2 separate regions of the Homo sapiens genome follow, and region 1 is linked to region 2. The links are chromatin contacts, found by Hi-C or POLR2A ChIA-PET in ENCODE. All regions are on one chromosome and are shown on one strand. The core of a region is the stretch at or near the end of the contact, and the rest is flanking DNA. Distances in the headings are between cores, read along the strand shown.

Evidence for each region. A loop is a pair of places that touch in the nucleus more often than their neighbours do. ChIA-PET counts read pairs that join two places held with the same protein, here RNA polymerase II (POLR2A). Pooled maps may share reads with other maps.
Region 1: a map with no recorded cell type shows a loop between it and region 2 (19-fold over the local background). The contact joins two enhancer-like sites. A Hi-C loop is called at or near these places in 7 of 37 single-sample maps with no recorded cell type and 8 of 50 pooled maps. POLR2A ChIA-PET finds 5 or more read pairs at or near these places in 1 of 52 experiments (activated CD4-positive, alpha-beta T cell).

What each region holds. Positions count from the first base shown.
Region 1 is chr5:80,753,881-80,757,682 of GRCh38, forward strand. All of the region lies in intron 12 of MSH3 (mutS homolog 3), which reads left to right. Among named protein-coding and RNA genes, the nearest start is that of DHFR, 100 kb to the left of the region's middle. Within about 2 kb of position 1,956, at least 4 of the 41 ENCODE cell types and tissues checked have a DNase peak (open chromatin) inside an H3K27ac peak, as active enhancers do.
Region 2 is chr5:80,124,746-80,128,447 of GRCh38, forward strand. It overlaps a transcript of SERINC5 not described here. Among named protein-coding and RNA genes, the nearest start is that of THBS4-AS1, 43 kb to the left of the region's middle. Within about 2 kb of position 1,251, at least 4 of the 41 ENCODE cell types and tissues checked have a DNase peak (open chromatin) inside an H3K27ac peak, as active enhancers do.

The DNA of each region.
Region 1 (3,802 bases), core at 706-3,205, 630 kb after region 2:
GAGGCAGGCCTTGCATTGGCACATACCCTTCTGCCTAAATCTGATTATAAGCAGAATGCATTCCGATGGTCACAGCTTACTGCGGGGGCTAGCAAATGTCTGCTTGTTTTTCAAGGAATAGGAAGAAATGTTTAGTGAATACCTAGCAGTCTGTTGCCAGAGATGGTTTTTGTTGTTTCAATTCCATTGTACATTCTTCTTAGCATTTAAAAAATTATTTGAACTTTTGAACAGGCAATATCTTCACATACTTTAAAAGTTTGAAAATCTGAAAAGTTACACAGTAAAATGTTTGCTTATCATTCCTGCCCCACATCTACTCAGATCCCACTAGGTAATCATGGTTATTACTTTATCATGTATACTTCCAGAAACCTTTTGTTTAAAAAAGCAAATATGAATTTTATATATATATATATGAAATCTCTTCCTCCCTTATTACATAGATGGAGCCATAATATACCCAGTACTTTGTACTTGGCTGTTTTCCCTTAGTAGTATAAGATAGTTATTTTAAATTTTGTATTATTCAGTCTCAGTGACAAGGTGGCGTTCCCAGCGTCAGGGAATTTCTAATCTAATCTGGTCAAGGTATAATCTACTAGTAAGGAGGAAGAGATACAAGTAGTGGAAGCTTTTGTACTAAAATCAAATACTTACCTGTTACTCACTCTATAACTCAATACCACATTTAGAGCAAATGAGTAATACCTTTATAAGTCAAATTAGATTTTTAGAAAACTGCTTTAGGAAATTAGGCATGCTAAGATAATTCTTGGCATTTAAATCACATAATTAAGGGAATAGAAAATGGTTTGTGTTAGGAAATAGATCTTTGACTACATTTTTGCATGACTTTCTGATGTACTAAGTACATTTTAGTGGTCAATGTTCTCTACATTAAATGGCTTTTGTTTTGGTAAACCCATATGTTTGGAGTATTAATGGTTGTATTTCTAATTTGTTACCCTGGCCCAAATGATGAAGTAATAGAATGTTGCATATTTCCTTCCACTTAACATTTAATTTGTGTTAATGAAACCAAATGTCACTTTTAACTCTGGAACTTCTAAAATGAACTACACCGGGAAGCCCTCTGTATTCTTTGTGGTTTCCCATGTTCCATGAGCCAGCAACCGGGTGTTCACTTGCAGTGACTCTGGTTTACTCAGCCCCTGGGGATGCATTACTGCTCGGAAATGGGAAGGGAGAGTAGCAGGTGGTGCGTAATTGAGAGCTGTGTTTGATTGGGACTGACCTGGTGCCCCTTTCCTCTGCCGGTTTGAATGAGAGTTTAAAGGAGGAACTGCTGCTGCTAAGAACAAAATGAACCCGAGTGCCTCTTACTGTTTGTCCCGACTGTCAGTGCATAGGGATTAACTAACATCCAGGAACTTTTAGCTGGCCTCTGCTTTGTTCTTCAACATTCGGACCTTCAGTGAGCTCTAGACCTGCACAAACGACCTGCAGCAAATGGCAGCTTTCATTTGGGCTGAGGAAGAGGAATATTGGAGAGAATGAGGAGAAGGAAATAAATATCTTTCCTTTTTGGCCCTTCCTGCTTTATCTTTCTCCATCTTTATGCCTTTATTAATGAGGATTTTCCAAATATCGGTCTTCAAAAATGCCATAAGAAGACTTCATTTTCTGTGGTTTTAATGTCATAAAATATCTCCTTATGTGAAATAACTAGATATGCTGGATCAAGCATAACAAACATCCCTTTAGGACATTGCTGAATCTGTATTTAAAACATAAGGGAAGAACTGAGGGAACAGATGGAAAAAGGAACTGGAAATGGAAGTGAATTGACTGCTGCAGCTGCCCTCTGGGCTCCTGCAGATCTTGGTAATCAAAAGGATTGGGGTTCAACTGCCTTGTGGGAGACAGGAGACAGGGTCTTGGGTCCATTTAAGTTAGAGATACCATAGTAACGTGAGACACTCAAAGGACTGTGGTCTCAGTAGAGAGGTGACAAATACGTCTTGACCTGTTCTTGCCTGAGGAAAACGTTTCTAAGAATTCTTAACCACAGGCCCTCCCTCATAGATTTTCAGTTTCAATTTATACTCTGTGTGGTCTGGCAATTTCCAAGCTGTGAAACTTATTTAAAACAGTCTGATGGTACTCACATAAATCACCAAGTTAAAAAAATACAAAATAGAATAAAAAATATGAGCATGGAAAATAAATACTATCAAAAGGGCTCAGATTGATTTAAAAAGGAAACACAGACAATTCTTTAAGACTGAATGGACTAAAGAACTCATTCATGTAACCAAAAACCATTTCTGCCACAAAAACTATTGAAATTAAAAAAAGAATGACTTAAATAAGAATGGATCTTATACTCCAAAAAGAAAGAAAGAAAAGAAAACAACAACAACAAAGCAGGATATGGGTTAAACAAGAATAGAGGAAATAACTGAAATGCAAGATAATACCTGAAGAAATTACCTAGAATGCAGCACAGGGTGGCAATGTCAGGCCTTCAGTGTTTCTTCTCTGGATTTTTGAAACAGCTTTCTAACTGGTATTCCTGACACTGTTCTTATGTGCATCCAGACTATTAGCCTTGGATCCCAGCTCCTGTGATCACATTTTCAAACCTTCACCCTCCATTTTCCACTAATCTTTTATAGACAATAGCTAATCTTTTACTCAATAGCTACCCCCAGGAAATCCTCCCTGATCCTAAAACTGCATTTGTTCGTTAGGTGCTCCTGGCCTGTGTTCCCATTGTACCTAGATCATAACCCAGTTATAATCTTATTACATTGTTATCATTAATGCTTTTTAAAAAGTTTTACTATTCATCACTAGAGTGTAAATTGTTTGTAGACTAGCAAAGCTCTGTTAACAATTATAGCCCTAATGTCTACCACTTTGTACAATTAGTACTTTGTAAGCACTCAGTAATTGTTCATTGAATGTAAGAATGAATGGTGTATGTGAAAGGTGAAGCTATATAGGTCTAATGATGCTTAGATCCTAGGAAAGGGCCTATGGTTCATGTTTCTGACAGGAGATTATTTAGGTAGTTCATTTAGCCATTTCACATGACCAATGTGTTAATGTCTGAATTTAATCTACTCGTTCTGTGCTGTCTTAAAAGTCAAACTTTTCAGTAAAACGAAACCAAACAAAAAATACACCCCTAGCAGTTTGTATTTCAGCTCCCCACCCCCACCAGACAACTTTTTTTAAACATTTTATGTTGGTAGGTACATAGTAGGTCTATATATTAAGGGTATATGAGATATTTGTTGCAGGCATACAATGTATAATAATCATATCAGGGTAAATGGGGTATCCATCACCCCAAGCATTTATCATTTCTTTGTGTTACAGATATTCCCATTATACTCTTCTAGTTATTTTTAAATGTACAATAAATTGTTGGCTGTAGTCACCCTGTTGCACTCTCAAATACTAGATCTTATTCAATATATCTAACTATACAAAATTATCTTAAGTTTGAATTATAGAGGCATTTTCACAGTAGCAACCAGTAGGTACTGACTCCATCACTGACAATAGCTATAGGTCACACTCTGTGTTTCTGAGTGACAGCCACACATGGTAGATACTCATGTCACCACCTAGTTTATCTTCAAATGTGAAGGACTCCAGTGACACTCACATTTAGTCCTTTCATCTTTGGTAGTAAAGATGAATCTTTGTCATCCCCAGGACCTCTTCTTTTTGTTTGTTTGGTATATGGAATGAAATGACTCAGGTGCCTTCTTTCAGTTAATTTAAGTTGTATAGTAAGATCAACCGTAGAATACTATCAGTCATC
Region 2 (3,702 bases), core at 1-2,500:
GCAACTCTCTGTACGTCCTGATTCCAAGTTCCTGGAGAAGGACACAGACTGAACCACCTTGGGTCAGGCACCATCCTTGACCAATTTACTAACAGTGCCCAACTCCCACCCAGGGTGGGGAGTAGTTGCAGGTAGTCTTGTTTATGAACATGGCAATCAGAAGCCCATCCCTGTCACTGTGTGGAGGGGAGGGGAGAGAAGAGGGATGGTTCCAACCAAAAAAGGTAGGGGGATGGACATCCCAATAGGGGTCCACTCCATTCCTGATGGCACAGTGAGACAGTTGTCATGTGTCACGTGCTAGACTCTTGACTCTGTGCCTCCCAGTACCTGCTACTGACCAACATGGTCTAGTGAGCGATTTTTCTTGTGAAGGCATCCATCCATTCATTCATTCATATAGCAAACAATTGTACATCACAACCTTATGCTAGGTGCTAGGTATACAATGATAAAACAAACACAAAAACCAAAACCACAATCTCTACCCTCAATGTGAGGAGATACCACCACATAAACGAACAATTACAATACTGTGAAACATGTTATGCTCAATCTATGGCCTAAATCAGATGAGAGGCTGGGCAGAGGATCAGGCTGCCAAGAAATGCTTCCTAGAGGGCATGCTGCCCGAAATGAACCTTGAAAATCAGGGAGCTTGATAGAAATAGGGAAAGAGAGAGTGTTTCAGGCAGAAGCAAGGTTCACTGTCAAGGAAAGGCATTTCAGGAAACCAAAAGTAGTATCTGTTTGACATGAGCTATATTGGAGTGAGAGTACTGGGAGGTAGGCTAGAAAGGGGAACAGAGACTAGATATGAAGGAACTTGAAAGCCGTAAGTATATGAAGAAGGCAATGGGCTTTCTACACAGGAATGACCTTGAAGACTTGATTTGCATTATTGAAAGCTCACCATGGCTGGAATGGATTGGGGACGTCCGATGATGGGAAGACTCAGCTGGGCAGTTGCTGCATTAACTGTGGAGTTATAATGGTGACCTACGAGAGCAGCTTTGGATACGGAGAAGAGCAAACTGGTTTAAGAAACGTCATCACCTGGGTCAAGAAAAGGACATGCAGTGGGTTGGGTAGGGAGGAAAATAGATGTAAATAAAGTTATTAGTTGAAAAAGAAAAGCAAGATCGAGAGAGAAATTAATTCTATTGCCATCTATTCATGAGAATCACAAGGCTGAATCAAAAGCCTTCCTGCAAACCTAGACTCACGCTGGTTCAGTTCAGAGACTCTATCAGAAAGATGAGGAGCTCATGAGTCATCCATCAATGTGATCTTGTGATTTTTCTTGTGACCACAAGACAAAGGAAGAGAAGAGTACTTTGGAGTCATTATGATGAAAATTCAGTTGAATACACTGGAAAGTCAAAACGAGAGGAGAAGGAGGAACCGAAAATCTGATTCAGTCTTGACCACCAAGTAGAATTGGGACAGAAACAATTAAGTAGGCACAGATCCAATTTGGATTATAAAAAGCTGGTTCATCAGGAAGGCCACTATAAAACCAGAAGCAAACGAAGAGTCAATTAAGTACAAAAGTTTTTACTATGACTATGCAGTGAGGTCCAAACTGTACTAAATTTGAAGTTCCCTGCCAAAGAGAAATGTAAGCTTCCCTGGTGGTATAAGTCAGAATTTCATGACATCAGCCAGATAACCACAAAAGAATATATCTTTTAGTGCTAGATGCTTCTAAGCCTTTCTCCACCCAACTAACCAACATTCACTTACTGATTTACTTATTTCTTTAACAAACACACTCCATTTCATAGCCACATTCTTTCAAAGCTGACAGGTTGAGATATATCTAAAACACAAAATCTCCAACATACATTTTCTTCTTCAATGTTGTGAGATGTATTTTTCTAAAACACTGTTCTGCACATACTACCATTCCAATATTAAAAACAAGTTAGTTATCCACTGCCTTTTTTGTACAAATGAAATTCATAAATTTTAATTTGGTTACAAAAAAATTTTTCATCAAAATTTTTGCTTATTTGTTTATATAAAAATGGAGACAGGGTCTCACTATGTTGCCCAGGCTGGCCTCAAACTCCTAAGCTCAAGTGATCTTCCCACCTTGACCTCCCAAAGTGATAGGATTACAGGCATGCGATACCAAGCCTGGTATAATTTAAATTTTTAATTAAAAATTGTTAATTTGTCTACAAAATAAATATATACTCATCATCAAAAACTTTCAAAGAAGAAGATTAAAATCACCATAATTCCAACACCCAGACACAATCACAATCACTTCTGTAAGTTAGGATATACTGACAGCCTATGTGACAGGGAAAAAACTAAGTTGTAAGAATTTTTTAAAAACCTCCTATTCCCCATTACAGTAGATTTTATTACTCAAAATATTTGCTGCCCCACCCTGGGGAAGATAATACTTCCCCACTTCATTGCATCAGCCTTAGAGATGTGGTTTGAGGTGTCCCTTCTTGTGGGAGGATTACATATTCTCATCTCCTTGACCTCAAGAGTGGCCATGAGACTTGCTTTGACCAATGCAATGATAACAGAAGTGATGTGTGCCACTTCGAAGCAGAAGCTCTGATTCATCATATGGTTCTACTATGTTCGTTCTCTCTTCCATGAAACCAGCAATATCCCAAATACAGACTGCTGGTCCCAGGATGGAAAACTTAGAGCAAAGCTACCGGTAGCCCACAATGTGAGCAAGAACTGAACTTTAGTCATTGTAAGCCACTGAGGGTTTTGGAGTTGCTTGTTACCACAGCATAACTTAGCCGACACTGACTGATACCACCTACCTCCAAAATGTCATCTGAGTTTTCTTTATGTCTGAAGAGAGCCTTTATGCATTGAAATAAATACTCCCTTTAATTTCAACTTATATTTTATATATTTAAATTATATGTTTTAAAACTTAATTTTGAAGACTTTAAACTTGTGTTAATTTATAAATCAGTTTTGTTAATATTTTATTATCTACTTTTATTTGGTTTTGATGAATGCCCAACTGGCTTGTAAATTTGATAAGGTACTCCCAAATATTTATCAAACTTTCAGAATTAAGTTTTAGACATTTCAAACTACAATCTAATTTTAATTGATTTCTCAAGGAAAAAAACAACAAAGCAGACTCACATTTCTATAGGCAAAATCTTAATAAACACTGAAAACATACTGAACTTAAAAAGTTTAACCTTACAAATTTAATAAATTATAAATTTAAAGATTTAACAATTTAAACATTTGAACATTATTTCAAACTTAGTTATCAACATCTTATAAATTTTTACTAATATTTTGAGTCTAATGAATCAGTCTCTTTACTTACCTTAAAAAGCAGAAAAATATACACAAAATACTATAATGGTTACAAAACTTATTTCTAGATAAAATTTATGACTAGACATAACTTAGCTTGTCTTCCAAGGGTCTTTGAAAGTATGTTTGTTTTCTGGCAATAAGAAGATATTTCCAGACTCATCTTGATATTTCCTGCCGTAAAACATGCAATGAATTTTTCTCCAGGGAGCCCAGTGCCCTCAGGGTCTTCTGGCTGGAATGCAGATTAGATGGATTGGCAAAGCAGCTGCTGGGGCCACAAGGGGAAACCAGAAATCCACAGTAATCTTTGACCTGACGTCCTTGAGCTGCTGAACCAACATCCCAGGTTTTTAAGTCCCTGTGGTCCATTTGTCAAAT